2 separate regions of the Homo sapiens genome follow, and region 2 is linked to region 1. The links are chromatin loops, found by intact Hi-C in ENCODE. Cell type or tissue: B cell. All regions are shown on one strand.

Evidence for each region. Hi-C counts contacts between places; a loop is a spot of excess contacts. Peaks named below come from ENCODE experiments on the same cell type or tissue, not always from the same donor. Only the 100,000 strongest peaks of a DNase experiment are listed, where the experiment ranks them.
Region 2: it touches region 1 in a loop (25-fold over the local background); 1 of 110 quality-filtered maps calls a loop at or near these places.

What each region holds. Positions count from the first base shown.
Region 1 is chr7:98,200,734-98,204,733 of GRCh38, reverse strand. LMTK2 (lemur tyrosine kinase 2) reads right to left here. Exons shown (of 14, transcript NM_014916.4): 12 at 1,028-1,160; 13 at 548-790. Among named protein-coding and RNA genes, the nearest start is that of BHLHA15, 8.7 kb to the left of the region's middle. RefSeq lists an enhancer at 962-1,141. In B cell, no CTCF peak of the experiment used is centred here; DNase peaks (open chromatin) are centred at 681, 1,233 and 2,083; H3K4me3 peaks cover 1,800 bases; H3K27me3 peaks cover 454 bases.
Region 2 is chr7:98,313,098-98,317,097 of GRCh38, reverse strand. It overlaps BAIAP2L1 (BAR/IMD domain containing adaptor protein 2 like 1), which reads left to right. Exons shown (of 14, transcript NM_018842.5): 7 at 1,486-1,638. It also overlaps a transcript of BRI3 not described here. Among named protein-coding and RNA genes, the nearest start is that of BRI3, 33 kb to the right of the region's middle. In B cell, no CTCF peak of the experiment used is centred here; DNase peaks (open chromatin) are centred at 1,617 and 2,417; H3K4me3 peaks cover 2,153 bases; H3K27ac peaks cover 1,278 bases; H3K27me3 peaks cover 411 bases.

The DNA of each region.
Region 1 (4,000 bases):
TGGCCCCACAGGGTGGCCGGTAACGAGCCTGAGAGTGACCACAACAGGCAGGGGGCATGGCCCCGAGAGCACACTCAGGATGCTGGCAGTTTTATTTATTTATTTTAGAGGCAGGGTCTTGCTCTGTCACCCATGCTGGAGGGCAGTGGCACAATCATAGGTCACTGTAGCCTTGAACTCCTGGGCTCAAGCATTCCTCCCACCTCAGCCTCCTGAGTAGCTGAAGTGCAGGTGCACACCACCACATCCAGCTAATTTTTTAGTTTTTATTTTTTTTAGAGATGGGGTCTCACTATGTTGCCCAGGCTGGTCTCACACTCCCAGGCTCAACTGATCCTCCCACCTCAGCCTCCTGAGTAGCTGGGATTACAGGCAGGAGTCACTGCACCCAGCTGATGATGGGAGTTTTATAAAAACAAGTTTGTAATCTACTCAGCAAATGTGAAGAAGACATGAGATTATCAGGCCTGCAAAACCACCATCTCCCAGCTGCAGCGCCCCACCCCCGACCCTGCACTCCCAATCCCCAGCACGCAGCGCCTCTCACCGCCCTGCTCGATGTCCGAGTCGGTCAGGTGTGTGAGGGAAAAGCTGGCAATGTTGGCGGGAGAGATGGAGAACCGGGAGTAAGGCGCCGAGTGCGGCCAGCTCTGCTCCGTGCTCCGGGCCGGTGGCGGCGGAGAAAAGTACTTGGATGTTTGGAGAGAAGGCTTGGAGCTGAGCAGGTTACTTGTTGTCTTTGACATAAAAGGATCTGGGGAGAAGTCATCATCCCACTCAAAGCCACCACCTAGAAATAAAAAATAAAACCCCACCCTTTTTATCACTGCGTGATGAGGGAGAGGGGGAGCCTCTGGGCAGGTGCGCCCTGCAGGTCGGAAGACACAGCCCGGCCCGGCTGGCAGATGGCAGTTCTGTGCCCATGTCAGGGGGCGTCATTAAAGCAACATGGGAAGTTACCCTCAAAAAACCTTTACATTACTCAATTTTTCAGTTTCCTTTAAAACTAGACAATGACGTGAAATACCTTCTTCGTCGGTGGAGCTTTCGGAGTTGATGCACCTGCTCAGGTAGGGAGAGCCTGAGGCTGGGGCTGGGCCGCTCAGGTCCGGGCCGCACGCCTCTCCTCCACAGGGCCCCAGCTCTTTGGTTGGGGTCTCCTGAAAAGTCAAACAGAAACTCCTGTCAGCAAAGGCCTGCTCACGGGAACCCCCCGTGTGACCGCTTCCCCACTGGCAGGCGCATCAGACTCATCGACTGAGAAGTAAGCGTCTCAAGACAAGGGCGGCTCCAGGCCTGGGAGGACGGACAGACACTAGGCCCTGTCTCTCCCTCTGCCTGCAGCTCTGACCTCGGCAGAGGCATGAAGCAGCCCTCTGAGGCTGCAGAGAAGCGCAGAGCAGCAGGCAGGCGGGCACGAGCGGCAGTGCTCAAGGTGCCACCCACCAGCAACAAGTGTGTCGGCTTCTCCTCCACAATCCCCCGCCTGGACTCAGGTCAGCCCGGAATCCAAAGTGGGCACTGCCCTGGACACAGTGCTCCAGGAGAAGCCCTTGGTTCTGGCTTCGGAGCAGGAAGGGGGTCTTCTGATGCTCAGAAAGAGAAGGGGGAATTCCAGCTTTCTTCTTTTCTCTGTTCTCTTGCTCTCCAGTCTCAAGCAATCCTGGGGCAACAGCTGCCTATAATCCTGAGGGCCATGAAGCCTCCTCTCCACTGGAGGACTGTGATCACGAGCGGGAGGGGACCCTCGCTGAGTTTTTTTCCCTTCTGTCCTCCCACTGCTTGGCTCCAGATGCGCGTGCGATTGCAGGAAGTATGGCACATCGTGTAACTAAAGCCTCAACTTTCTAGCTAGGGGACCAGAAAGCAGAGGCCCAAAGAACTGCAAGTATCAGGGACATCACAGAAGAGGGAGGAGCTCAAAAAGGTGACCCGATGAAGTTGCTGGGGGGCTCCTGGGCTGTGTGTGGTAGATCTGACTCTGAACACACCCAAGCTTTGAAAATGAACCTCAGGGGAGACCGGGGTGGGGTGCGGGGCACACACGTGGGGCAGGTTCAAACAGCACAGCGAAGGCTTTGAAAGGGGAACTGGGAGCTGACACTGAAACCACAACCCACAGAAGGCTGCTTGGAGCTTGTGGCCTGCACCCACCGGGTCAAGGCCTGCTAAGGTAAAAGTATCAACATGATTCACAGCATTTACACATGGCACAGACTGCCTAACATGATAGGAGGATCCAAAAGCTAAAATTACTTCACATACAAAAACCAGGAACACCTCAATTTACCTGGGAAAAGACAATCAACAGGTGCCAGTGTCACCGTACCACAGATGTTGGAATTATCTGAAAAAGGACTATTATAAAAATGCTCCTACAACTAAGGGGAAACACTCTTACCATGAACAGAAATAGGGAAAATCTTAGCAAAGGAACAGATGATAAGAAGAATGACAAAAAGCAAAACTCAGAAAAGAAAAGTATAATAACCAAAATCTAGCAATTCAATGGATGGGCTCAACAGCATAATGGAGATGACGAAGGAAATCATCAGGGACCTTGAAGACAGAGCAACAGAAATCACCCAATCCAAACAAGAGCAAGAAAAAAAAAACCTGGAGGAAGAAAGGACCAGAGCCTCAGAACCTATGAGAGAATACACAGGGTCTAACCCTGGAGTCCCAGGAAGAGAGGAGACAGGGCGTGGGGCAGAAAAAGTACTAGAAGAAAAGAATGCCTGAAAACTTCTTAAATTTGGTGAAAGATACAAAACTACAGATTTAAGTTTAGCAAAACAAAAACGGGATAAATACAAAGAAATTGGGCCAGGTGGGGTGGCTCACAACTGTGATCCCAGCACTTTGGGTGGCTGAAGCAGGAGGATCCCTTGAGGCCAGGAGTTCAAAACCAGCCTGGGCAACACAGTGAGATGCTGTCTCTACAAACAATTTAAAAATTAGCTAGGCGTGGTGGTGCACGCCTGTAGCCCCAGCTACTCAGGAGGCTGAGGAGGGAGGATCACTGGAGCCCAGGAGTTCAAGGGTGCAGTGACCTATGATCGTGCCACTGTACTCCAGCTAGTGACAGAGCAAGACTCTGTCTCAAACAAAACAAAACAAAACAAAACAAAACACACACACGAAGAAATCCACCCTCAGATGCACCATAATCAAACTGCTGAAAGCTAAAGACAAAGATTTGAAAGCAGCCAGGGATAAAACATGTATTACAGCTTGAGCATCCCAAATCGGAAAACCAAAAATCCAAAATGCTCCAAAATCCAAAACCTTTTGAGCGCTGACATGACGCCCAAAGTGTTCACTGGAGCACTTGGGATTTCAAATTTTCAGATTTGGGATGCTGAACTGGTGAGTATAATGCAAATATTCCAAAATCTGAAAAAATCAGAAATTTAAAATGCTTCTGGTCCTAAGCATTTCAGATAAGGGACGCTCCACTTGTACTTCTAGGAGAAGAATGATCTGAGTGACTGCAAATTTCTCATGAGAGACCGTGGAGGGTGGAAGGAAGGGATACATTTTTAAAATGCTGAAAGAAAACAATTATCAACACAGAATTCTACACTCAGAGAAAACAGGCTTCAGGAATGAGTGTGAAATAGTCTTAGATGGAAAAAAAAACTAAGAGAATTTATTTAAAAATAAAAGGAATCCTGCAAAAAAATGGGTTTTTAAAAAAAAGAGAGAAAAGAAAAGCTAGTTAAATTTCTTTAATTAGAAGGGAAAGGGTTCCAGAAGGAAACCTAGAACATCAATAATGAAAAAGAACAGAAGGACAGGAGGCCCTCCAGATCAGAGAGTTCCACATCCTCAGAGTCAACCAACCAGGACAGAAAACATTCAGAAACAACCACAAATAAGAAATAACAGTATAACAACAACAACAACAACAACAAAATAAATAATACAGTATAACAACTATTTTCATAGCATTTACAGTGTATGAGGCATTATAAGTAATCTAGAGATGACTGAAAGT
Region 2 (4,000 bases), 110 kb before region 1:
TAGGATCATATGAGGTCAGGAGTTCGAGACCAGCCTGGCCAATGTGGTGAAACCTTGCCTCTACAAAAACTAGCTGGGGTGATGGCAGGTACCTGTAGTCACAGCTACTCGGAGGCTGAGGCAGGAGAATTGCTTGAACTTGGGAGGCAGAGGTTGCAGTGAGCCGAGATTATGCCACTGCACTCCAGCCTGGGTGACAGAATGAGACTCCATCTCAAAAAAAAAAAAAAGTTTTGAAGTTGATCTCATGGAAGTGGGGAGTAGAATGATGGTTACCTGTCATTCTCTAGATAGCTGAGGATGGTCATTGTGTTGACTGGGGAGTGGATGAAGGAGAGGTTGGTTAATGGGTCCAAACATACAATTGGATAAAAGAAATAAGTTCTAGTGTCCAATAGCAGAGTAGGGTGACTATAGTTAACAGCGATGCATTATTTCAAAATAGTTAGAAGAGAGGTCTTGGAATGTCCCCAACACATAGAAACAATAAGAATTTGAGGTGATGGCCACCCAAGGACCCTGCTTTGATCATTATCACATGTGCCCTATAAATATATAATCTATCAGTTTTTAAAAATAAGCATTTTGACTGAGAGCTGAAGGCTGTAGAGTTTCCCTGAGTTAAGTATAATTAATCAGTGACCTCCTGCCAAAACATGGGCTTTTTATCCTGGCTCTGAAAGAAGAAGGGACTCTCCATGATCAGTGTTACTATTCCCATTGTACAGATGGGGAAAATGAGGCTTAGGTTAAATCATATTTTATTACTCCATTTTCATGCTGCTGGTAAAGACATACCCCGAGACTGGGCAATTTACAAAAGAAAGAGATTTAATGGACTCACAGTTCCACATGGCCGGGGAGGCCTCACAATCATGGTGGAAGGGAAGGAGGAGCAAGTCACGTCTTACATGGATGGCAGCAGGCAAAGGAGAGCTTGTGCAGGGAAACTCCCTTTATGAAGCCATCAGATCTTGTGAGACTTATTCACTATCACAAGAATGGCATGGGAAAGACCTGCCCCCATGATTCAATTACCTCCCACCAGGTCCCTCCCCAAACACATAGGAATTACGGGAGCTACAATTCAAGATGAGATTTGGGTGGGGACACAGCCAAAGCATATCACCTATTGTTGGCATTTGGAACTGGGTTTGAACCTGGAACTTTCTGGTTCCAAAGCCCGTGGTGCTTTCCAGTAGGACACGATCATATCTCTGAAGTACAAAGTAATATTTGTGCAAATTGCCCCGTGGGAATGTCAAGCCCTTGGGCAACTTCTCTCTGCACACGAGTCAGGGACCTCAAGGAGAACGATGGTATCTACTTAGGTCAGGTTACAGCATTCTTTCCTCTCATGTATTTACTCTATTATTCAAATAAAGCAGGTGTAAAGATGGCAGAAGATAAACGTCAGGCTGCACGCTATCTGATGCTCATGTCATGCTTATATAATTATTATTATTATTATTTTTTTTTTTTTAGTATGTGGAGACCGTTACTTCTCGTCAGAGTGAAATCCAGAAATTCATTGCAGATGGTTGCAAAGAGGCTCTGCTTGAAGAGAAGAGGCGCTTCTGCTTTCTGGTTGATAAGCACTGTGGCTTTGCAAACCACATACATTATTATCACTTACAGGTGGGTGTGGTGGCAAATTGCCTTGAGCGTATTAATAACTTTATTTCATATTTAAATGCCCCAGAAGGCTGGGCCGTGGCCCACGCCTGTAATCCCAGCACTTTGGGAGGCTGAGGTGGGCCTGGGCAACATGGCAAAACTCTGTCTCTATAAAAAATAATAAAAAAAAAACTAGCCAGGCATGGTAGCATGTGCCTGTAGTCCCAGCTACTCAGGAGGCTGAGGTGGGAGGATCCCTTCAGCCTGGGAAGTTGAGGCTGCAGTGAGCCATGATTGTGCCACTGCACTCCAACCTGAGCAACAGAGCGGGACCCTGTCTCAATCAGTCCATACGTACAGAGATATACACACATGCACGCCACTCACCTTCCACACATGCCCAATATAAAGCAGTGGGCCATTTTGCCAATGAAAAGATTCCAGAGAAACTGTGTTTGGCCAACTTGAACATATAAACTTATAGAAATACAGCTGAAATGGTCAAACGTCCATGTATAATGTTTAATAAATTAATAATACATCCATATTTAAAGTCCTTCATAAAATAATGCTTCATCATTGAAAAATAGCACATGTTTGCTCTTCTCACCTGCGAGTCAGCTTTCCCCAGGCCCTTTCTGATGTGTCCTCAGCATCAGTGTCTTCACCATGGCTGCTGGTGAGTCCCAGCGGGCCCAGGTCTACCCCACCTGGGCGATTTGAGATGCTCCCTTCATGGGTCCGTGTCCGGGGGTCACGGGCAGCTCTGCCCCAGCCCACGGGCCCCCATTCACGCGCATCAGGACAGCTGGGCTCAGTGATGCGTTCATTCCTCTTGGTGGTATTGGTTCCTGGTTTATTCAACTGAATGACCTCATCACCCTCCTTCCAACACACACAGCTGTGAGGTTCGAACCCCCAGGAATCATGATGCAACACATGTCACATTTCCTTTCCTTTGTTTTAAATTATGAACTCTGTTGGGCCTTTGTAAACATCCAAAACTAGCACTGGTTGAGGTCAGAAATTCATTGTTGTTCATAGTAAAGTTAGAGAGTGTTCCAATATAGGAGAAGCTTTGCAAGAGCTTGAATATAAGTCAGCTTTGTCTTTGTTTTAAAGGAAAAATACTTTGGCCTTGTATGTATGCAAATGTTGTATTTTCTATAAACTTTTTACAACTTTAAGGAATATTCAGGACTGCGCATGGTGGCTCACGCCTGTAATCCCAGCACTTTGGGAGACCAAAGTGGGTGAATCACTTGAGGTCAGGAGTTTGAGACCAGCCTGGCCAACATGGTGAAACCCTGTCTCTACTAAAAATACAAAAATTAATCACATGTGGTGAGCACCTGTAATCCCAGCTACTCAGGAGGCTGAGGCAGGAGAATTGTTTGAACCCAGGAGGCTGAGGTTGCAGTGAGCCCAGATCACACCACTGCACTTCAGCCTGGGCAACAGAGCAAGACTCTGTCTCAAAAAAAAAAAAAAAAAAAAAGGAAGAAAAAGGAGTATTCAGCTCCCTAAATAAGATTTAAAATTAGTACAGCAGGCCAGGCACAGTGGCTCATGCCTATAATCCCAGCCCTTTGGGAGCCCAAGGCAGGAGGATCACTTGAGCCCAGGAGTTCCAGACCAGCCTGGGCAGCATAGCGAGACCCTATCTCTACCAAAAAAAAAAAAAAAAAGTTTTAATTAGCCAGTTGTGGTGATGTGCATCTGTGGCCCCAGCTACTCAGGAGGCTGAGGTGGAAGGATTGTTTGAGCCCAGGAGTTCGAGGTTGCAGTGAGCTGTGATTGTGCCAGTGCACTCCAGCCTGGGTGACAGAGCCAAAATCCTCTCTCAAAAAAGCAGAAGAAAATGGTTACAGCAAAGGAAATAGTTGCTGTATTAGGTGATCACTTTTGTCAACAGCATGTCTGTACTAGTTTCGGGAATGTAGAGTTCACTTTAGAATCTTCTCTTCCCAGAGTGAGGGCATCCTGTGGCACCAGGGTCGCAGGCTGGAGAGGACAGAGGTGACCTTGAGGTTCTCTTCCTGCGTGATATCCCCACCGTGTCATGAGGCAGCCTAGCACCTTTTCAGGGAGCTCCAGTTATCAGCAGAGTCTTTCTTAGACTTAACCATCGGTCCCAGTAATGCTTTCTAGAGTGACGCAGACCAAATCTGCTCGTTTCTATGCTGGAAGTTTCTTCGAGTATCTGAAAACTGGTTTTGTGGCTTCCCTTAATTCAGCTAAAGCGCCTCAGTCCTTTCTGTGGAGTTGGGATGAAGCAGGCCCAAGCAGCTGGTCCACGGTGCTGCAGAGTGTCAGGGTGACAGTTGGGGGTGGGGTGACAGTTGGGGGTGGGGTGGCATTTGGGGACAGGGGTGGTGTGAGG